Regions from separate parts of the Homo sapiens genome. Here region 2 is linked to region 1. Evidence: read pairs that join two places in POLR2A ChIA-PET (ENCODE). Cell type or tissue: Caco-2. All regions are shown on one strand. Links, peaks and the distances in the headings refer to the core of each region. The heading gives the core; the rest is flanking DNA. Region 1 overlaps SLC25A10 (solute carrier family 25 member 10). Region 2 holds the start of GCGR (glucagon receptor).

Region 1 (11,836 bases), core at 1,692-9,691:
AAAAATTAGCTGGGCCTGGTGGCGCACGCCTGTAATCCCAGCTACTCAGGAGGCTGAGGCAGGAGAATTGCTTGAATTCAGGAGGCGGAGGTTGCAGTGAGCCGAGATTGCACCACTGCACTCCAGCCTGGATGACAGAGCGAGACTCTGTCTTAAAAAAACAAAAAACAAAAAAAAACACATTTCTTTTCTTTCTTTTTTTTTTCCCCTCATTGCAACCTCCACCTCCTGGGATCAAGCGATTCTCCTGCCTCAGCCTCCCAAGTAGCTGGGATTACAGGCGCCCGCCACCATGCCCGGCTAATTTTTCATATTTTTAGTAGAGACAGGGTTTCACCATGTCGGCCAGGCTGGTCTTGAACTCCTGACCTCAGGTGATCCGCTTGCCTCGGCCTCCCAAAGTGCTGGGATTACAGGCACGTGCCACCACTCCTGGCTAATTTTTGTATTTTTAGTAGAGACAAGGTTTCGCCATGTTCGCCAGGCTGGTCTTGAACTCCTGGCCTGAAGTGATCTGCCGCCTCAGCCTCCCAAAGTGCTGGGATTACAGGTGTGAGTCACTGTGCCCGGCCAAAAACATTTCTTTCACAGATTAACAGAGGTGGTGCCGTTCATGGCAGTCTGTGCCTCATAGGTGCTCTGGGTCTCCTGTCTTGGGCCCCCGCCAACTCCATGGGGCTTCCACGTTTGCAGAGCCCATAGCTCTGTCCCTTTTCTTCTCCCTGACGCTGCCGTGCTGCATCCCTGATTCTCATGGTTCTGTTCACAGCCCCCTCTGCCCACTGGACCCCGGGCTGCACCCTCGGGCCCTGGTTGTACCGCATGAGCAGGCAGGGTGGCCGTTGACCTGGCTGGTGCCTGCAGACCTGTGGTCACCTGTTACCAGCCAGCAGCCGCCGCTCACACCCACACCCACACCCACACCCCACATTGAGAATGCCCAGGCCACCGTGCCTGGCTGGTGCCTGGGAGGGGATTTTCGTTGCCTTTTGGGTGAGAAGCAGCCTTTTTGATTGTTTCACTGCGTTTTCTGCAGGGCGTTTTCCACTGCGCCGTGGAGACAGCGAAGCTCGGGCCTCTGGCCTTTTACAAGGTGCAGTGGTGGCGGCAGTGGCGGCTTGGGCAATGGGGAGCGGGCCCCTTCGGGCTCTGTGTCTCTCATTTTCCCTGTCTCCCTCCAGGGCCTCGTCCCAGCTGGCATCCGCCTCATCCCCCACACCGTGCTCACTTTTGTGTTTCTGGAACAGCTACGCAAAAACTTTGGCATCAAAGTGCCATCCTGACCAGCCGTGGGAATGGCTGGGCTGCCAGGCCAGACACGCTAGGTTCTTCCAAAGAGTCCCAAGCCCAGCACCTGCTCCTGGGGCCACGACCTCCCTGGCCGTGGCCACCCGTCCTCCGCAGCAGGCCCCTGCTGTCCCCCCACCTGCTGGCTGAGCTCCTCCTGGCCTCGTCCCCTCTCAGCTGTAGCTGCACCACCCCCGCTCTGGCTACCAGGCTCTCCCGGCTGGGCACTGCGTGGCCTTGCCCCTCTCCCGCTGGCAGCTCCTCAGGGGAACAGGGGCTACCAGAGGCTGATTTCTCCCCTCTCCTGGGCCAGGGGAGGGGTATTATCCCTGCCTCCTGCCCCCGATGCCCAAAGCAGCATCTTCCAGCACTTTCCATCGAGGACTTGGGTGGCAGAGTGTGGGTGCAGCCTGGCTGTTGCTCACCCAAGTGCTAGCTCTGCACTTCGTGTCTGCTGAGAGCAACCAGACCTTCCATGTCCTCGGGCAGCTGCAACTCCCCGCGAGACCCCGCAGCTGGGTGGGATGAACAAGCAACGCAGACCACAAGCGAGTGCCTGGGAGGGAGTGGCCCAGGGTGGTTCTGGAGCCATTGTGGGTGAGGGTCGAGGGCCACCGAGGTCCCGCGCACCGCTGCCTGCCCTGCAGTGGCTTTAACAGTTAGTTTTGCCAAAGCCTCTCCACTCACCAGCAGGCGGTCTCTGTCTTCAGGGATTGTGCCTGCGTCCCTCGGGCACCTGGGCCCCCCCGCTTGGCTCCCTGGGGGAATGGCCCAGGCGGGCCGCGGTTCCTCCTTAGGGCCTTCTCCCCGACAAGGAGTCCGACGGGGCGGATGCTGCATCCTCTGCCTCCCTGGTCGCTGGGCTTCACCCCACCTGGGAAGGGCAGTGTGCTCTGTGGGGGCTGCAATCAATAAATGCCGGGAGCTGCCACATCTGTTCCTGCCTGCGCTGCCTGCCCGCTGGCTGCCTTGCTGTCCAGACCAGCAGGACCCCCTGCACCCCCTAAGGAGGACCGGGCCAAGGCCTTTTGGGGAGGAGCCAGGGTCCTCGCTGTGCATTTGGATGAAGGAATTGGGGAAGTAGGAGGAACCAAAACCGGTGTGGGGGGAAGGGAACAAGACGGTGAGGCTGGGGTTGAGGGTCTCAGACACAGGATCTGGCTCTGTCATTCAGACTGGAGTGCAGTGGCACGATCTTGGCTTACTAACCTGGGCCTCCTGGGCTCAAACCAGTCTTCTACCTCAGCCTTCCAAGTAGCTGGTGCTATGGGCGTGCACCATCATACCTGGCTAATTTTTGTATGTTTTTGTAGAGTTGGGGTCTCACAATGTTACCCAGGCTGGTCCCAAACTTCTGAGCTCAGGGGATCTGCCCATTTTGGCCTCCCAAAGATGCCCTTTTTTTTTTTTTTAAGACAGGGTCTTACTGTGTCACTCAGGCTGGAGTGCAGTGGCGCAAACAGCCTGTAGTCCCAGCTACTTGGAAGGCTGCGGTGGGATCCTTTAAGCCTGCAAGTTCGAGGCTGCAGGGAGCTATGATCGCACCACTGCACTCCAGCCTGGGTGACAGAGCGAGACCCCATTTCAAAAAAAGAATGTAATGGTGGGCCGGGTGTGATCTCTCATACTTGTAATCCCAGCACTGTGGGAGGCTGAGGCAAGATCTCTTGAGCCCAGGAATTCGAGACTAGCCTGGACGATATGGTGAGATCTCCATCTGTACAGAAAATTTAAAAATTACCTGAGCGTCATGGCATGCACCTGTAGTCCCAGCTACTTGGGAGGCTGAGGTGGGAGGATCACTTGAGCCCAGGAGATTTAGGCCACGATGAGCCATGATTGCGCCACTGCACTCCAGCCTGGAGAACAGAGCAAGACCCTGTCTCAGAAAAAAAAAAAATCTTTGATATCCTTGAATATCCATTCAGTGCTCAAGTTTCTCTGACTGCCATGTGCATTTTGTGAAGAGCTGGTTTTGTTTGAACTGGGGACCAGTGGGAGCTCTGAGGTTTGTACATGGTACCCAGTGCCCAGGTTGGAAATTCACACCCAGGGAGTGGCTGGGTAGGTTCAGGGGGAAGGCTGCTGCTTCCTGAGAAACCAGGTGGTTCAGAAAGGCAGCTCTAGCCAGCAAATCCCAAAATCTGCAGATGGAGGGACCACATTCTCAGAGCTGCTTTGATGGGAGCCCTGGAGGAAGCGGCCATCATGACAGGGCACCGGGGCCACCCCAGAGGCTGGCATCACCCCCAGCCCCTCCCTGCAGTCAGCCCCACTGGGACAGTGCCAGTCAGGGGATGAAAGTGCCCAGTCTGGTTTGGCAGGGCCAGGCCTGGCAGTGGGCCACCACAGGGCAGGGTGCAGAGGGTGGGGTGGGAGAGGAGGCCAGTGGGCAGGGCTCCTTACCCACCCTCCACAGAAGCCACAGCTCCCCAGGTCCAGGGCACAGGCCCAGGGTGGGGGTAGGTCAGAGGGGATGTCAGTCCTGTGGTTTCATGGCCCTTAACCCACAGGCCCTGCAGGCCACCTGGTCCGAAGGCCAGAAGCCAGTCAGTTTCACGCTTGGGGGCCAGGGAGAGATCTGGACCCTGCTGAGTCAGCATTTCAGCAGTCACCTGCTGAGTCAGCAGTCATTTCCGTGCTTTTTTTTTTTTTTTTTTTTTTCTCTCCTTTTGGATGGATTTTTGCTCTGTCACCCAGGCTGGAGTGCAGTGGTGAGGTCTCAGCTCACTGCAACCTCCACCTACCAGGTTCAAGCGATTTTCGTGCCTCAGCCTCATGAGTAGCTGGGACTACAGGTGCACATCACCAAGCCTGGCTCCTTTTTGTATTTTTAGTAGAGACGAGGTTTCACCATGTTGGCCAGGCTGGTCTCAAACTCCTGACCTCAAGTGATCCACCCCCTTCAGCCTCCCAAAAGTTCTGGGATTACAGGCATGAGCCGCCGCATCCAGCCTCCATGCATTTTTTTAAGTGACTTCATAGTTTACAAAAAGTTACACAATAATCATTTATTGTCAAGAAATTTCAACAAGGATGCCAAGACAATTCAGTGGGGAAAGAAAAGTCTATTCGCCTGGCGTGGGGGCTCACACCTGTAATCCCAGCACTTTGGGAGGCCGAGGCGGGTGGATCATCTGAGGTCAGGCCAACATGGTGAAACCCCATCTCTGCTAAAAATACCAAAAAATTACCGAGGCATGGTGGAGCACACCAGTCCCAGCTACTCGGCAGGCTGAGGCAGGAGAATCGCTTGAACCCGGGAGGCAGAGGTTGCAGTGAGCCAAGATTGCACCACTGCACTCCAGCCTAAGCTAGAAGAGCAAAACTGTCTCAACAACAACAACAAAAAAACTTCTGTGCTTTAAAGGACACTATCAGGAAAGCGGGAGACAGCCCGCATAATGGGAGGAAATCTCTGTAAATCGTATCAGATAAGGGACTACAGTCTAGAACATATAAGAAAACTCTTACAAGAAAGAAAGTTGTTAATGGCACAGGATGGGAAAGAAGGTATACAAATGGCCAATAAACACAGGAGACACCACTCGGCATTATCAGTTGTTAAGGAAATGCAAATCCAAACCACCACAGATGCGGCAGCATCCACTAGGCTAAAATCAAAAGGACAGAAACTGAGCAAGTGTTGGTGAAGCTGTGGAGAAATGAGAACCATCCAGCGCTACTGGGAATGGAGGGTGGTGTGGCCGCTGTGGAATAGAGTCTGGCAGTTCTTCAAAGTGTTAAACACAGTTACCATCTAACCCAGTAATTCCACGCCTCTGTACGTACCCAGGAGGAAAGAAAACATGTATTTATAGAAACTTGGACACAAATGGAGATGGGCGTGGTGGTGCGTGCCTGTAGTCCCAGCTACCCAGGAGTCTAAGGTGGAAAGATCACTTGAGCCCCGTAGTTCAAGACTAGCCTGGGCAAGTTAGTGAAACTCCATCTCTACGAAAATTTTTAAGTATTAGCCAGGTGTGGTAGCGCACGCCTGTGGTCCCAGCTGTTCGGGAGGCTGAGGTGGGAGGATCACTTGAGCCCAGGAGGTGGAGGCTGCAGTGGGCTGAAATTGTACCACTGCACTCCAGCCTGGGCAACAGAGTGAGACCCTGTCTCAATAAACAAAGAAGCAAAATGAAAATGTAGGGCCGGGTGCGGCGGCTCACACCTGTAATCCCAGCATTTTGGGAGCCTGAAGCGGGAGAATACTGAGGTTAGAAGTTCAAGACCAGCCTGACCAACGTGGTGAAACCTTGTCTCTACTAAAAATACAAAAAATTAGCCGAGTGTGGTAGTAGGCACCTGTAACCCCAGCTAAGGTTGAGGCAGGAGAATCGCTTGAACCCGGGAGGTGGAGGTTGCAGTGAGCTGAGATCGCATCACTGCAGTTTAGCCTGGGTGACAGTGCGAGACTCCGTCTCCAAAAAAAAAAAAAAGAAAAGAAATGTAGCATTTAGGAGCACATACTGAGGTGGTAAAACAAAAAAGGGGAAACAGTCCCCATAAAGTCAGAAGGGTGTGGGTTGGGAAACCTGTAACTGGGAGGTGGCACCAGTGGCTTCTGGAAGCTTCTGGAACACTGGTTCTGCTCCCCACTATGGCCTGAGCGTCTGCCTTATCATCAATCACTTGGCTCTCCATATTTTCTTTTTTTTTTTTTTTTTTTTTTTTTGAGACGAAGTTTTGCTCTTTTTGCCCAGGCTGGAGTGCAGTGGTACGATCTCCAACCTCTGCCTCCCGGGAGGTATGATCACTGCAATCTCTGCCTCCCGGGTTCAAGCGATTCTCTTTTCTCAGCCTCCCAAGTAGCTGGCATTACAGGCATGCGCCACCATGCCCGGCTAATTTTTGTATTTTTAGTAGAGACAGGGTTTTGCCATGTTGGCCAGGCTGGTCTCGAACTCCTGACCTCAGGTGATCCACCTGCCTTGGCCTCCCAAAGTGCTGAGATTTTAGGTGTGAGCCACCACGCCCAGCCTGAAGCTCATACTTTAAAAATATTTTTTTGTGTGTGGCCGAGGGCAGTGGCTCACTCCTGTAATCCCAGCACTTTGGGAGACTGAGGTGGGCCGATCATCTGAGGTCAGAAGTTCAAGACCAGCCTCACCAACATGGAGAAAGCTCGTCTCTACTAAAAATACAAAATTAGCCGGGTGTGGCGGCCCATGCCTGTAATCCCAGCTACTTGGGAGGCTAAGGCAGGAGAATCACTTGAACCTGGGAGGCGGAGGTTGAAGTGAGCCAAGATTGTGCCACCGCACTCCAGCCTAGGGAACCACAGCGAAACTCCATCTCAAAAAAAACAAAAAATAACAATAATTATTATTATTTTTGAGATGGGGTCTCGCTTTGTCACCCAGGCTGGAGTGAGATGGCACAATAATAGCTCACTGCAGCTTGAACTTCTAGGCTGAAGCGATCCTCTGGCCTTGGCCTCCCATAGCCCTGGGACAGCAGGCATGAGCCATGGCCCAGCTGGTTTTCTGAAGTTATGGAGATTTTTATTGCAGTCTCGTACCCGCTACACTTTTGTGAACCGCTGCATGCACGTCTGAAAAGAACACGTGTTGTCTCTTGGTTACACAGCTTAATTTGGGTATTCATGACTTTTTGATTAGGCATGCTAATTGTAATGTGCAAATCTTCTTTTTTTTTTTTTTTTTTTTTTTTTGAGGCAAGGTTTCGCTCTTATTGCCCAGGCTGGGGTTCAATGGCTCGGTCTAGGCTCACTGCAACCTCCGCCTCCTGGGTTCAAGCAATTCTCCTGCCTCAGCGTCCCGAGTAGCTGGGACTACAGGCACCTGCCACCACGCCTGGCTAACTTTTGTATTTTTAGTAGAGACGGGGTTTCACCATGTTGGCCAGGCTGGTCTCGAACTCCTGACCTCAAGTGATCCGCCTGCCTTGGCCTCCCAGACTGCTGGGATGACAGGTGTGAGCTGCCATGCCCAGCCGTAATGTTTAAATCTTCTATGTCCTTGCTTGGTTATGTTGAGCCAACCTTGTAAATTCTGAGATTGCGTGTGAAAGGTTCTCCCTGTGGTTCTGGATCTGTCCAATCCTCTGTGCACCTCACAGTCCTTCCTGACGTGATCCAGCTCCGTGTCTGCGCTTGCCGCTTTAGTCTCAGGTAAACATCTTAGTGGCACAGAGCCCACCAGTCTGCCCAGACAGGGGAGAGGCGGGTGAGTGGTGGCAAACCATGTGACCCAGTTCTTTTTTTTTTTTGAGATGGAGTTTCGCTCTTGTCGCCCAGGCTGGAGTGCAGTGGCATCATCTTGGCTCACTGTAACCTCCACCTCCTGGTTCAAGTGATTCTCCCGCCTCAGCCTCCCAAGTAGCTGGCATTATAGGCATGCGCCGCCATGCCCAGCTAATTTTATATTTTTAGTAGAGATGGCATTTCACCAGGTTGGCCAGGCTGGTCTTGAACTCCTGGCCTCAAATGATCTACCCACCTCCACCTCCCAAAGTGCTGGGATTACAGGCATGAGCCACTGTGCCCGGCCTCCATGTGACCCAGTTCTGATGGCAAGACGTGAGGAGAGATGCCCTGGGAGCCCTGATGCAGTCCAGCCTCTGTGGACACACTTCTGATGGTCACACAGTTACGTTTGGCAGACCATTCTTTTTTTCAGTGATGGAATATTCTTCTAGGTCCTATGTAATCATTGTTGTTTTCACTTCTATTTTGTCTGATGTTAATATCACCGTACCTGCCTTATGTTCTACCTTTCCGGGTCATTTTGTTTTGGGTGTGCATAAATACTCATGTGGCAATTCAGGCCGGACGCAGTGGCTCGCGCCTGTAATCCCAGCACTTTGGGAGGCCGAAGCAGGTGGATCACTTGAGGTCAGGAGTTCAAGACCAGCCTGGCCAACATGGTGAAACCCCGTTTCTACTAAAAATCAAAAATTAGCTGGGCATGGTGGCGCGCACCTGTAGTCCCAGCTACTCGGGAGGCTGAGACAGGAGAATCACTTGAACCCAGGAGGCAGAGATTGCAGTGAGCCAAGATTGCACCACTGCACTCCAGCCTGGGCTACAGAGCTAAACTGTCTCAAAAATAAATAAAGTAATAAAATAATAAAATAAATAGTCACGTGATGCTTCAGGTCATCTGACATCCTGCCCCCCACCCCTTAGTAAAATGCCTGCTGTTTTATTCAAGCAGCTACCACCCCACCCCAGTCCTTGGGCCTCAAGGGCACCAGGGCCTGACCCCAGCTCCCAGCATGAATAGGGTTGGTTTAAACCAGTCGGCATGGCCCACAGTGACTGGTTTAGGCATGGGCCTGTCACCCACACTGGGCCAATGATATGTAAGATGTTTATTGTAGCTTCCGGGATGGAAACTTCTCTGCCAGCTTGTGGGTTGGGCAAGGACGACACTCCGGGCCCTACCGGCGGAAGCTCTGCTCCTGTCGTGCGTGGACCACGCAGCAAATGGCCTTGGAGGCTGCTGGCAGCCATCTTGTGACCATGAGGCAAGTCAGCGCAGGCCGAAGCTGACGACGCGAAGACAATGAGGAGAGGGAGAAAGAGCCGATCTTTGGTGTGTATTGGCTGTGACGTGCTGCCGCCTCTCTGGAGACCGGGTTCATTATACTTTTCCTGGTATCTTCTCATGTTTGCTCTGCTGGCTTTGGGCCCGAGTTTTACCTCCTGGGTGTATTGTGTGTGCCTGTTTTGTGGTGTTGGTTTTGCTCCTGGGTTTGTTGACCCTTGGGTGTCTGCTCTTTTTTTTTTTTTTTTTTTTTTTTGGGACAGAGTCTCACGCTGTCACCCAGGCTGGAGTGCAGTGACCTGATCTTGGCTCACTGCAGCCTCTACCTCCTGGGTACAAGCGATTCTTCTGCCTCGGCCTCCTGAATAGCTGGGATTACAGGTGCCTGCCACGGCTAATTTTTTTACTTTTAGTAGAGATGGGGTTTTGCCATGTTGGCTAGGCTGGTCTTGAACTCTTAACCTCAGGTGATCTGCCCACCTCCGCCTCCCAAAGTGCTAGGATTTATAGGCATGAGTCACCGTATCCAGCATTTTTTGCTTGTTTGTTTGTTTTGAGACGGAGTCTCGCTGTGTCACCCAGGCTGGAGTGCAGCGGTGTGATCTCGGCTCACTGCAAGCTCCGCCTCCCAGGTTCACACCATCCTCCTGCCTCAGCCTCCTGAGTTGAGTATCTGGGACTGCAGGCGCCCGCCACCACGCCCGGCTAATTTTTTTGTATTTTTTAGTAGAGACGGGGTTTCACCGTGTTAGCCAGGATGGTCTCCGATCTCCTGACCCGGTGATCCACCTGCCTCGGCCTCCCGAAGTGCTGGGATTACAGGCGTGAGCCACCGCACCTGGCCAGCTCTAGCTGGTTTTACGGGTGAATTTTTACCAAACATTCATGGAACAGAAAAATCCGTGTCTTGAAATTTTCACAGAAGGCTAGCATGATCTCAACTCCAAAATGAAAATTAAGACACATCTGTTTCATGACTGTAGATGTAGAAAGCCTAGATAAACTATTAATAAATTGAAGTCAGCTGCATATAAGAAATGTCAGACCTCATGATCACGTAGGGGTTATATCAGAATTTCAATGTCAGGAAACTAACTAATGTTATCTGCATGTTACATTAAGAGTAAAGGAGGCTGGGCGTGGTGGCTCACGCCTGTAATCCCAGCACTTTGGGAGGCCGAGGCAGGCGGATCACCTGAGCTCAGGAGTTCAAGACCAGCCTGGCCAACATGGTGAAACCCCGTCTCTAGTAAAAATACAAAAATTAGCCCGGCATCATGGAGTGTGCCTGTAGTCCCAGCTACTCAGGAGGCTGACGCGGGACCCTCGCCTGAACCTGGGAGGTAGAGGTTGCGGTGAGCCAAGATCGCACCATTGCATTCCAGCCTGGGCACGAAGCGAGACTCCGTCAAAAAAAAAAAAAAAAATTAAAGAATAAAATTTCTGCAGGCATCTCAACAGCTACAGAAACAGCATTTTGTGCAATTCAATACTGATTTGCAGGGGCCAGGGGTCATGGCTCATGCCTGCAATCCCAGCACTTTGGGAGACCAAGGCAGGTGGATCCCTTGGGCTCAAGAGTTCAAGATCAGCCTGGGCAATGTAGCAAAACCCCATCTAAAAAAATAAGAAAATATTAGGCAAGCATGGTGCATATGTGCACAGGGCGCACACCTGTGGTCCCAGCTACTGGGGGTCTGAGGTGGGAGGATTGCTTGAGCCCAGGAGGTTGAGGCTACAGTGAGCCGTGATGGTGGCCCTGGACTCCAGCCTGGGCAACAGAGTGCAACCCCGTCTCAAAAAAGAAAAATACTCATTTGCAACTTTTATTTTTTTAATTAAAAAAAAATTTAATTTATTTATATTTTTGGGGACAGAGTCTCGCTATGTCACCCAGGCTGCAGTGCGATGGCATGATCTCAGCTCACTGCAACCTCCACCTTCTGAGTTCAAGTGATTCTCCTGCCTCAGCCTCCTGAATAGCTGGAATTACAGGTGACCGCCACCATGCCTGGCTAATTTTTGTATTTTTAGTAGAGACGGGGATTCACCATGTTGGCCAGGCTGGTCTCGAACTCCTGACCTCGTGATCCACCCATCTCAACCTCCCAAAGTGCTGGGGTTACAGGAGTGAGCCACCGTGCCTGGCCTCATTTGCAATTTTTAAAAATTGCTTTGCAATGCCGGGCGCGGTGGCTTACGCCTGTAATCTCAGCACTTTGGGAGGCCGAGGTGGGCACATCATGAGGTCAGATCGAGACGATCCCGGCTAACACGGTGAAACCCCATCTCTACTAAAAATACAAAAAAAAAAATAGCTGGGCATGGCGGCGTGTGCCTATTATCCCAGCTGCTGGGGAGGCTGAAGCAGGAGAATGGCGTGAACCCGGGAGGCGGAGCTTGCAGTAAGCTGAGATCGCGCCACCGCACCCCAGCCTGGGTGACAGAGCAAGACTCCATCTCAAAAAAAAAAAAAATTGCTTTGCAACCTAGTAGTAGAAGAACAATTCCTTGATCTGATAAAGAGCATTCCCTTAACAAGATATAGCAAAATTTAAAACCCGTGAATTATAGAAAAGATACACATTTGATTATATAATATTTTTAAAAATATGCATGGCACAAGACTCTATAAACAAATATACACAATGGAAGCCATGGTGGGAGGTATCGGCCAGGGCCACGTCTGAGTCCTTGGCAGAGCTGGGTCACGCAGTGAAGAGCTGGGAGGGGCCTGGACAGGGCAGCAGTGGGTCAGGTTTGGGCTTAAAGAAGACGTCCCAGCTGGTGGTTCTTCAAACAATTAAACATACAGTGGCCGTGCAACCCAGCAATGCCACTCCTAGGTGAGGACCCAAGATAAATGAAGACGTCCGGCCAGGCGCATTGGCTCACACCTGTAATCCCAGCACTTTGGGAGCCTTAGACAGATGGATCACTTTCAGCTCAGGAATTAAAGACCAGCCTGGGCAACACAGGGAGACCCTGTCTCGTTAAAAAATACAAAAATTGCCAGGCGTGGTGGCTCATGCCTG
Region 2 (9,644 bases), core at 1-8,000, 83 kb after region 1:
TGGCTGGGGGTGGAAGGGGAGGGGCGCGGGCTGAGGTTCTAGGGCCCCAAAGCCAGGTGTGATGTGGCTCTAGGGGGAGTGAGGAAGGGGAGAATGTCCCTCTGAGCGTGCCTCTTGGGGAAGGCAGGGGTTCTGGCTGGGGCTTCTCCACTCCCAGGAAAGGAGGTGGTGTGGAAGGAGCGGGTGGGACGGAGGAGAGAGCGCCCCGCGGCCGCAGGACCAGCAGGTGGGGGACCAGGGTCAGCGCTGCTGGAGGGGCCTTAGCGCGACAGGACTGGCCAGAGACCGGGGATGTGGCACAGAAAGAGTTAAAGGGCACCCCAGGGACCGCCCTGCCGGTCCACCCATGTCACCCATGTTGGCCCCTACTCCAGCCCCCGTCTGCTCTGCAGGGGAAGGAACCGGGAGCCGCGGTGGGGGCGACTGGGGGTGTCGGTCTTTCCAGAAAATCAGGCAGGCATCAGGAAAGAAGGGGCGAGAACCCGGGGACGCGAGAGGAAGGGGGCGAGGGGGCGCCCAGGGAGGCGGAGGGAGCGAGAGGAAGGGGGGCTGAGCCACGGCCCCCACGCCCGCGCGCCCCTCCGCGTCCCAGGGCGTCCCCTCCCGGAGCTGGGACCCACCGCGACCACCACCTGCTGGGCCAGGGTCCGCGGGCTCAGGGGTCTGCAGGATTAGGGTCTGCGGAACCAGGACCCGTGGGACAAAGGTCTGTGGGGCGCGGGTCCGCGGGGTGGAATTCAGCGCGCCGAGTCTGCGTATGGCCGGGGTACGAGGCGCTCCCTGCGCAGGGTGGGCAGGACCGAAGCTCGCCGGGAGGCTGCGCGGAGGGCGGGCGGGGACCCTCGGCTGCCGCTCCCACCCCCGCGGGGCCGCCCCCGAGCCCGCCCTCCGCCGCCGCCCTCGCCCTGCGTCGCCGCCGGAAAGTTTGCACCGACCCCGATCTGGCAGCGCCGCGAAGACGAGCGGTCACCGGCGCCCGACCCGAGCGCGCCCAGAGGACGGCGGGGAGCCAAGCCGACCCCCGAGCAGCGCCGCGCGGTGAGCACCTGGGCCGCGGCCCCGAGGGGACGTTGGGGAGTCGACCCGGTGGGGACAGAGACCGCGGGGCGGGCGCGGCGGGGCCGGGGGCGCGGGGAGCGGGGAGCCGGCCGGGCGGTCTCCGGGGTCCGGGCTGGTGCGCTCCTCAGTCCCGTCAGACACCCCCGTTCCCAACCCCGGCTCGGACACCACCCGGTCCTGCACCGTCGGGCAGGTCCAGGGGTCTCAGCCCCTCCCCCGTTCTCTGGTCCTGGGGGGCGCGGCTGGGGGCGGGGGTGTCGCTGGCCGCCTGGCGCCCTGCGGCGGCCACACTGCAGCGGCCACACTCCCCACTCAGGGCCCCGGGCCCCGCCGCCCTGGGGAGCGCACAAAGCGCCGCGGACGCGTCCCCGAGGCGCGGGGTCTCACCAGCGCTGTCTCCCCTCGGTGGGCTCCTGCCCCGAGGACTGCCCGGTGGCACCGGCGCGGCCCAGGATGGGGTGAGGGGTGTCTGCGCCCCGCCTGGCCGCTCCTCTTCCGCGGCCCACACTGGCGACTTTGACCCCGGCAAGCGGGTCACTGCCCTGCCCGGCTCCGGCCCCCCCGGCGCCCCACCACCCGGCCGACTCGGCCACCGGGCTTATGCTCCGACTCTGAACCGACTGACCCCGGCCCCCTCGGCGCCCGCATCCTCCAAGGACCGGCCAGGGCTGCTCTCTGCCCTTGGTATTGGGGACATCAGGGTTGGGGGGTCTGGGTGCACCCACGCCTGCCCCGCCCCCACGGGGTGAGGGCGCAGGGATAGGGCTTTGTCAACAGCCTGTGGCCCCTGATCCCGCCCCGGTGCCCTGACCTTCCACTACCTTCTCTGGTTTCACAAAAACATCCCGGCTCCCATCCCGGAGCTCCTCAAAGCGTCTGAGAGGCCCCTTGCGGACGCCCTGGGAGCCCCGCTGCCTTCCTGGACCAGTGGCCGCTCCACCCATCCTGGGGGCCCAGCTCCAGGTCTGCGGGTCCCTCAGCCGCCCCCAGTGGGAATCGGTGGAGCCTGACGCAGCCAGGAGCGCCCAAGAGTCACGTGTTCTGCCAGGGAGGACATGGGACAGGACACGGGGTGCCAGCCCTGCAAAGCGGCCGGGGCAGTGGAGCTCAGGTGGCCCTAAGCCCTGGTGGTGGCTGGTGTGGCCCGGCAGGCAGCTGTGGGAGGGAGGAAGGGGGTGGCATGCGGTGGGGGTCTAGAGAAGGCGGGCAGGGCACCTCGGGAGCCCCCCCATTGGGCACCTCGGGAACCCCCCACATTGGGCACCTCGGGAACCCTCCCATTGGGCACCTCGGGAACCCCCCACATTGGGCACCTCGGGAACCCCCGCATTGGGCACCTCGGGAACCCTCCCATTGGGCACCTCGGGAACCCCCCTATTGGGCACCTCGGGAACCCCCACATTGGGCACCTCGGGAACCCCCCCTATTGGGCACCTTGGGAACCCCTCCCCTAATTCTCAGCTGACTCCAAGGCCTGAGAAGGAGCTTGGTCACCTGGACTGTGAAGGTGGAGGGTGGGGTCCCTGGTGGGTCGTCCCACCTACCAGCTGTGTCGCCGGAAGGGTAATACGGAGCACTGTGGCCCCGGGGAGCCCCGAGTGGCAGCTCCACAGCTGGGAGTTTCTGTCCACTCCTTCAGTCAACAAACATTGATCCTGGGCTGACCGGGGCCCGGGGGTGTCAGTGTCTCCTCTCGGGGGAGAGGGCTGGGTGAGATCAACAGAGGAGCCTCCCTTCTTCCCTTCAGGCTGGTGTCACCTTCAGTGATGGGGCAGGGTCCCCACTTGGGAAGTTAAATCGTCGTCCCCGTCCCAGGACCACAGCAGCCTCAGCCCTGCTCTCCAGGCCAGGCTCTCTCATGGGTGCTCAGCTGGAAATTGGTCCCCCCCCGGCTCCACCCACCCCTGTTGGGGTGAGGAGCTGGAGTCTCCCTACCCATATGGGACCCACCACCCGCAGGGAACGGAGGACGCTCACACTTCTGCACCTCCTGCCTCACTATCAGAGACCCAGTGGAGAATTGCCTCCCACCTCACCTCTTGTATTCAGAGGCCCTGACCCCTAGGGATCCGGGACTAGGGGTGCCCTATGGGGAGCCCACCTGTGGCCTGTGGATGCTGAGCTGTCGGGGGAATCCTCCAGGATCCCCAGCCCCACCTTCCCAACCTTCTGTTGAGGCTGAGGGGACACAGAGCCCCACTCCTGGGTCCTGACTGTTTCAAAGAAAGGCCTGGGGGACTGGGCAGCCAACCCCTCCCTCGGCTCGCTGGGGTCTCCAGACTGGCTGCCCGGCTGGAAGGTGGGGCCCTGGCACGCGAGGACCTCATGTGTGGAGGCACTGGCTTGGGGGGTGCTCCCAGTGGCTCTAGAGTCAACATGACAGGCATCGAATGGCTCCTGTTTCTCTGGCAGAGTTGGGGCAGAGCCAGGCTTGGCCACGCTGGGCTCTAAGGGGCTGTCATTTTGCCCAGGGAGCTCCTGGCTGGGTGGTCCTCCCCCCAGGGTGAGCACGCGTCCCCCCCCACCCCCACTTCGAGGCGCCCAGGCAGGGAACAGCTCATTGGCCAGTGTCCTTCCTCCTTGTCCCCCGCCTGCATCTCCACCATCCACCCTGCTCCAGCTGCCCCTTGTCCCTCTCCCCGTCCCCTGCCCAGAGCCCCAGGTCTCCCCTGCACCCCTGAGCCTGCCCACCTAGCAGTGCCCCTCGTCCAGGGCCCCTCTGGGTTGGGGGTGCACACAGTGGGGAGAGGCGGCTCCTGCTGCTCCTCACCCAGCCCGGCTCAGTGGCCGGAGCCGCCCAGGACAGTGGCAGTAGATGGGGCTGTTTGATCAGGATCAGGGAAGATAAGGCCCCTTGCGTGACCCCAGAGCTGGGGACGCCAAAACTGCCCCTCCTCCCCCACCCGCCTGCCGCTGTCTCCGCCAGGGAGAGGCCCCTACTCTGTGGGTCCTTCGCCCCAGCACCAAGCCTGCATGGCTGCTCACCTGGCTCAGGAACTGGGGATCAGCGACACACGGGTCCTGCCTCCCATCGGCCCCTACATGAGCCCAGGGTCCAAGGGCTGCGGTTGGGAGCTCTTTAGCAGTCTGTGACGCAGGTGCCTGTCCCTGTCATTCAGCTGTCACACTGCTTGGGGCATCTCAGGCCCCGTTAGCGGGGCAGCCCTGGGTGGAGCTGGCCCCACGCGGGCTCACCCAGCCGCTACCTGGAGGAGGCTAAAATCCAGGCTGTCCCGTGGCAGCCAGCAGTCCAGGCCTGCCCGGAAACCCTCTGCTCCAGCTGCAGCCTTCGCCCATCTCCTTGCCCCTCTCCCCGGCTTCCCCCTGGCACTGCCTTCCAGCTGGCTGGCCCTCCATCTGCCCAGCCATCCATCCACACCTCTTATTCCATTTGAGGGTGCCCCAAAGAAGAGCCCGTAACAGCCCGGGGGCTCATAGCCAGCCACTCGCGGGACCCCGCACATGCACGTGGACCCACAGGAAGACCCTCCCTGCTTCTCCCACAGAATTCAGTTGGTGCAGAAACTGGGCTCTGTAGCAACGAAAGGCCGATTTGTGTAGCTGTTGCCACCCCGAACTCCCAGCTCAGATGCTGGCTGTGGCATGGGGACCAGGGGCTGTGACTCCCACAGCCCTGGCAGGCACCACGGGGGATGTCCTCCCCACCCTGTGCCCCCACCCTAGGCCAGCTCCTCCTCCAAGTCGACGCCCGCAGTGCTAACCTCAAAGGACTGTGCAGCCAGCCTGTGGCGTCCCATGGGATCCAGGAAGCCCAACCGAGCCTTGCACGGCACCCACGAGGCACCTAGGCACCCCGGTGCTGGGCAGGGGGCACACATGTGACACAGACCCCTGAGTGTGGGCCCCACACACTTGGCCTGGCACAGCTGCAAGCCAGCCCAGCCACTTTGCTCGCTGTGGCACTGGGGCCAAGTGATGGAAGGTCCAGGCACCGCCACCCTCACGCTTGGCACATTGGCTCAGGTCAGCCTGGCAAGCCAGCTTTCCCAGGGGCTAAGAATAGGTGAGGAGGATGGTGAGGAAGCAGCCGGGGGCTGTCAACTGAGGGAGGAGGTCACCATCTGGGGAGGCTGGTCCCCCACCCAAGAGCATTGGGTCAACCTGCAGGAAGGTGGCTGCCACCAGCAATGAGACGAGGGGCTCTGCGACCCTCAGAGCTGCCAGCCAGCCAGCCCTGGGTGGCAAGAGTGACTCCTCCTGGGGTCTCCTCCCTCCTATCGCCCTCTTTTTTTTTTTTTTTTTTTTTGAGACGGAGTCTCGCTCTGTCACCCAGGCTGGACTGCAATGGCTTGATCTCCGCTCACTGCAAGCTCTGCCTCCCGGGTTCACGCCATTCTCCTGCCTCAAGCTCCCGAGTAGCTGGGACTACAGACGCCCGCCACCACGCCTGGCTAATTTTTTGTATTTTTAGTAGAGACGGGGTTTCACTGTGTTAGCCAGGATGGTCTCGATCTCCAGACCTCGTGATCCACCCCCCTCGGCCTCCCAAAGTTCTGGGATTACAGGCGTGAGCCGCCGCGCCCGGCCCCCAGCTCCCTCTTTATCCCTAGGACCCTGAGGCTCAGAGGGGCAGCTTCAGGGGAGGACACCCCACTGGCCAGGACGCCCCAGGCTCTGCTGCTCTGCCACTCAGCTGCCCTCGGAGGAGCGTACACACCCACCAGGACTGCATTGCCCCAGCTGTGCAGCCCCTGCCAGATGTGGGAGGCAGCTAGCTGCCCAGAGGCATGCCCCCCTGCCAGCCACAGCGACCCCTGCTGCTGTTGCTGCTGCTGCTGGCCTGCCAGGTGAGGACTCACAGCACCCTCAGCACCCAGGGGCCCTCCTGTGAGGACTGCACACTGATGGCTCTCTGTCTGCCTGCCTGCCTGCCTGCCTGTCTGCCTGCCTGTCTGTCTGTCTGCCCGTCTGCCTGCCCATCTGCCTGTCTGTCTGCCTGTCCGTCTGTCTGTCCATCTGTCCATCTGCCTATCCATCTGCCTGCCTGTCTGCCTGTCCGTCTGCCTGTCTGTCTGCCTGTCCATCTGTCCATCTGCCTATCCATCTGCCTGCCTGTCTGTCGGCCTGCCTGCCTGCCTGTCTGTCTGCTGCCTGTCTGTCCGTCTGCCTGTCTGCCTGTCCGTCTGCCTGCCTGTCCGTCTGCCTGTCCGTCTGCCTGCCTGCCTGTCTGTCTGCCTGCCTGTCTGCCTGCCTGTCCGTCTGCCTGTCCGTCTGCCTGCCTGTCTGCCTGCCTGTCTGCCTGTCTGCCCGTCTGCCTGTCTGTCTGCCTGTCCGTCTGCCTGTCTGTCCGTCTGTCCATCTGCCTATCCATCTGCCTGCCTATCTGTCTGTCCGTCTGCCTGCCTGTCTGTCTGCCTGTCTGCCTGTCTGTCTGCCTGTCTGTCCATCTGCCTATCCATCTACCTGCCTGCCTGTCTGCCTGTCTGTCTGCCTGTCTGTCTGCCTGCCTGTCTGTCTGTCTGTCTGGTTGCTTGTGCATGTGTCCCCCAGCCACAGGTCCCCTCCGCTCAGGTGATGGACTTCCTGTTTGAGAAGTGGAAGCTCTACGGTGACCAGTGTCACCACAACCTGAGCCTGCTGCCCCCTCCCACGGGTGAGCCCCCCACCCAGAGCCTTTCAGCCTGTGCCTGGCCTCAGCACTTCCTGAGTTCTCTTCATGGGAAGGTTCCTGGGTGCTTATGCAGCCTTTGAGGACCCCGCCAAGGGGCCCTGTCATTCCTCAGGCCCCCACCACCGTGGGCAGGTGAGGTAACGAGGTAACTGAGCCACAGAGCTGGGGACTTGCCTCAGGCCGCAGAGCCAGGAAATAACAGAACGGTGGCATTGCCCCAGAACCGGCTGCTGCTGCTGCCCCCAGGCCCAGATGGGTAATACCACCTACAGCCCCGTGGAGTTTTCAGTGGGCAGACAGTGCCAGGGCGTGGAAGCTGGGACCCAGGGGCCTGGGAGGGCTCGGGTGGAGAGTGTATATCATGGCCTGGACACTTGGGGTGCAGGGAGAGGATAGGGCTGGAGGACTCACCCGGGAGGCAGTGCCTGGGTTCGGATGAGGGAGGCAGCCACCACTGGGCAGAGGGGGGCAGGTGTGGCAGCCTCCATTGGGCAGAGGGAGCAGATGTGGCAGCCACAGGTTTGGCGATGCACCTGGGAAGGATGAAAATGGCATTGGGGTTCAGCCCCCAGAGAGGGAGGTGCTGAGAGAAGGTCACGGAGAATGGGGGACCCCAGTGTGGGTTTGGGGCACATTTGAGATGGGGGGTCTCCAAGGGAAGGTGTCCTGCAGAGCTGCAATTCAGGGCTGGGCTGGGCGTGCTAGCGGAGGCTGGTCCAGGGGAGGTGGATGGTCAGGTGAGGAAGGTGGAGGTCAGATGGGGGAGGTGGAGGTCAAGTGGGGGAGGGAGCAGCCCAGGCCATGTCCTGGGCGAGGTGACGGCCGAGCTCAGGCTTCCAGAGAGAGGAGAGAGGCCTGCTGAGGGAGCCCCTTCTCCCACCCTGCCCTGCCCTGCTCTGCCCTGCCCTACCCTACCCTGCAGAGCTGGTGTGCAACAGAACCTTCGACAAGTATTCCTGCTGGCCGGACACCCCCGCCAATACCACGGCCAACATCTCCTGCCCCTGGTACCTGCCTTGGCACCACAAAGGTACCCATAGAGGGGAGGAACTGTGGGGGGGGCGGGCCCAGGGTGGGGCTGACCCCAGCCTCCCCCCACACCCCCAGTGCAACACCGCTTCGTGTTCAAGAGATGCGGGCCCGACGGTCAGTGGGTGCGTGGACCCCGGGGGCAGCCTTGGCGTGATGCCTCCCAGTGCCAGATGGATGGCGAGGAGATTGAGGTCCAGGTCAGTGGGCGGCAGGCAGGCGCGGTGGGGCTGGATGGGAACGGGCATGGGGGCCCCTGCCTGGCCCTCACAGGCCACTGTAACTCGCAGAAGGAGGTGGCCAAGATGTACAGCAGCTTCCAGGTGATGTACACAGTGGGCTACAGCCTGTCCCTGGGGGCCCTGCTCCTCGCCTTGGCCATCCTGGGGGGCCTCAGGTAGGATTCCGCCAGCGCCCGGGGCGGCCGCAGAGGACAGGGAGGAGGACGGGCGCTGACTGGCTGTGCCCACAGCAAGCTGCACTGCACCCGCAATGCCATCCACGCGAATCTGTTTGCGTCCTTCGTGCTGAAAGCCAGCTCCGTGCTGGTCATTGATGGGCTGCTCAGGACCCGCTACAGCCAGAAAATTGGCGACGACCTCAGTGTCAGCACCTGGCTCAGTGATGGAGTGAGCCCCCCTCGGCGGCCCCAGGCAGGTGGGTGGGTGGGCAGCCAGGCAGGTGGCCACGTAGCCGCGCTCACACTGCACCTGTACCAGGCGGTGGCTGGCTGCCGTGTGGCCGCGGTGTTCATGCAATATGGCATCGTGGCCAACTACTGCTGGCTGCTGGTGGAGGGCCTGTACCTGCACAACCTGCTGGGCCTGGCCACCCTCCCCGAGAGGAGCTTCTTCAGCCTCTACCTGGGCATCGGCTGGGGTGAGTGGGCTGGCATGAGAGGGGGTTAAGGCAGGCTGACCAAGCCTTTGGGACCACAGCTGCTGCCCCCCACAGGTGCCCCCATGCTGTTCGTCGTCCCCTGGGCAGTGGTCAAGTGTCTGTTCGAGAACGTCCAGTGAGTATGAGCGGCTGGACAGCCTGGGGAGGGACCGGGGGGCTGGGGTGCGGCGCTCTGGCCTGAGGCAGGGAGGGGCCGGGGATGAGCCTGGTGCCTGGGGAGGGGGTCATTTGTGACCTTCTCCCTTCCTTTTCTGAGACCCGAATTAGATCCTGGCAAAATCGGGACGGGGGTGCTGAGGGGCGGAGGGGCTGGGGGCTGTGCCCCAGTATGTGAGTGGCCTGGCCTCGCAGGTGCTGGACCAGCAATGACAACATGGGCTTCTGGTGGATCCTGCGGTTCCCCGTCTTCCTGGCCATCCTGGTGAGGAAATGAAGAGCCAGGAGCGCACCCCAGGCCCCTCCTCCCTTGGCGTCCTGAGGCTGCCCCAGGAGACAGCAGCATCCTGTCTGAGAGCGCTGGGAGGGAGCCGGCACCCAGACAGGACACCAGGACACTGGCCAGCACCCTGGACACTGAGCCAGGCTGTTCCTCCCTGGCTGTGTGCCCACCAGCCCCAGGGCTATGTGGCCCAGGGCCTATCTTGCTGCCAGGCCCACCTGCAGGAGGGTCAGGTGGGGCCTTCCAAGGGCACAGAGCTGTTCCCTGGGGCTCGGGATGCCCCTGACTCGCACCCTTCTCACACAGATCAACTTCTTCATCTTCGTCCGCATCGTTCAGCTGCTCGTGGCCAAGCTGCGGGCACGGCAGATGCACCACACAGACTACAAGTTCCGGTGGGTGCCGCGGCAGCTGGCGTCTCGAGACCTGGAGACCCTCAGGGCCAGAGGGCAGCTGGGGGTGGGGACTCCAAGCTCCACGTGGATGGTGCGGGCCGAGGGTGGGGGCGGTGGGTGACTCAGGCGCTGCCTCTGCAGGCTGGCCAAGTCCACGCTGACCCTCATCCCTCTGCTGGGCGTCCACGAA

Evidence for each region. Peaks named below come from ENCODE experiments on the same cell type or tissue, not always from the same donor. Only the 100,000 strongest peaks of a DNase experiment are listed, where the experiment ranks them.
Region 2: POLR2A ChIA-PET joins it to region 1 with 10 read pairs; 8 of 35 experiments call an interaction of 5 or more read pairs at or near these places.

The regions. Positions count from the first base shown.
Region 1 is chr17:81,718,795-81,730,630 of GRCh38, forward strand. It overlaps SLC25A10 (solute carrier family 25 member 10), which reads left to right. Exons shown (of 11, transcript NM_012140.5): 10 at 1,037-1,093; 11 at 1,182-2,218. The coding sequence ends at 1,283. Among named protein-coding and RNA genes, the nearest start is that of SLC25A10, 12 kb to the left of the region's middle. RefSeq lists an enhancer at 3,673-4,214 and a silencer at 11,358-11,577. In Caco-2, for the core only: no CTCF peak of the experiment used is centred there; no DNase peak of the experiment used is centred there.
Region 2 is chr17:81,803,212-81,812,855 of GRCh38, forward strand. It overlaps GCGR (glucagon receptor), which reads left to right and starts at 939. Exons shown (of 14, transcript NM_000160.5): 1 at 939-1,038; 2 at 5,631-5,867; 3 at 6,571-6,673; 4 at 7,614-7,721; 5 at 7,799-7,920; 6 at 8,011-8,117; 7 at 8,193-8,349; 8 at 8,440-8,599; 9 at 8,675-8,735; 10 at 8,972-9,041; 11 at 9,366-9,454; 12 at 9,596-9,644. The coding sequence starts at 5,808. LOC105376789 (a long non-coding RNA gene) reads right to left here and starts at 1,534. Exons shown (of 4, transcript XR_001753046.3): 1 at 1,447-1,534. RefSeq lists an enhancer at 408-907. In Caco-2, for the core only: no CTCF peak of the experiment used is centred there; a DNase peak (open chromatin) is centred at 3,948; H3K4me3 peaks cover 1,446 bases.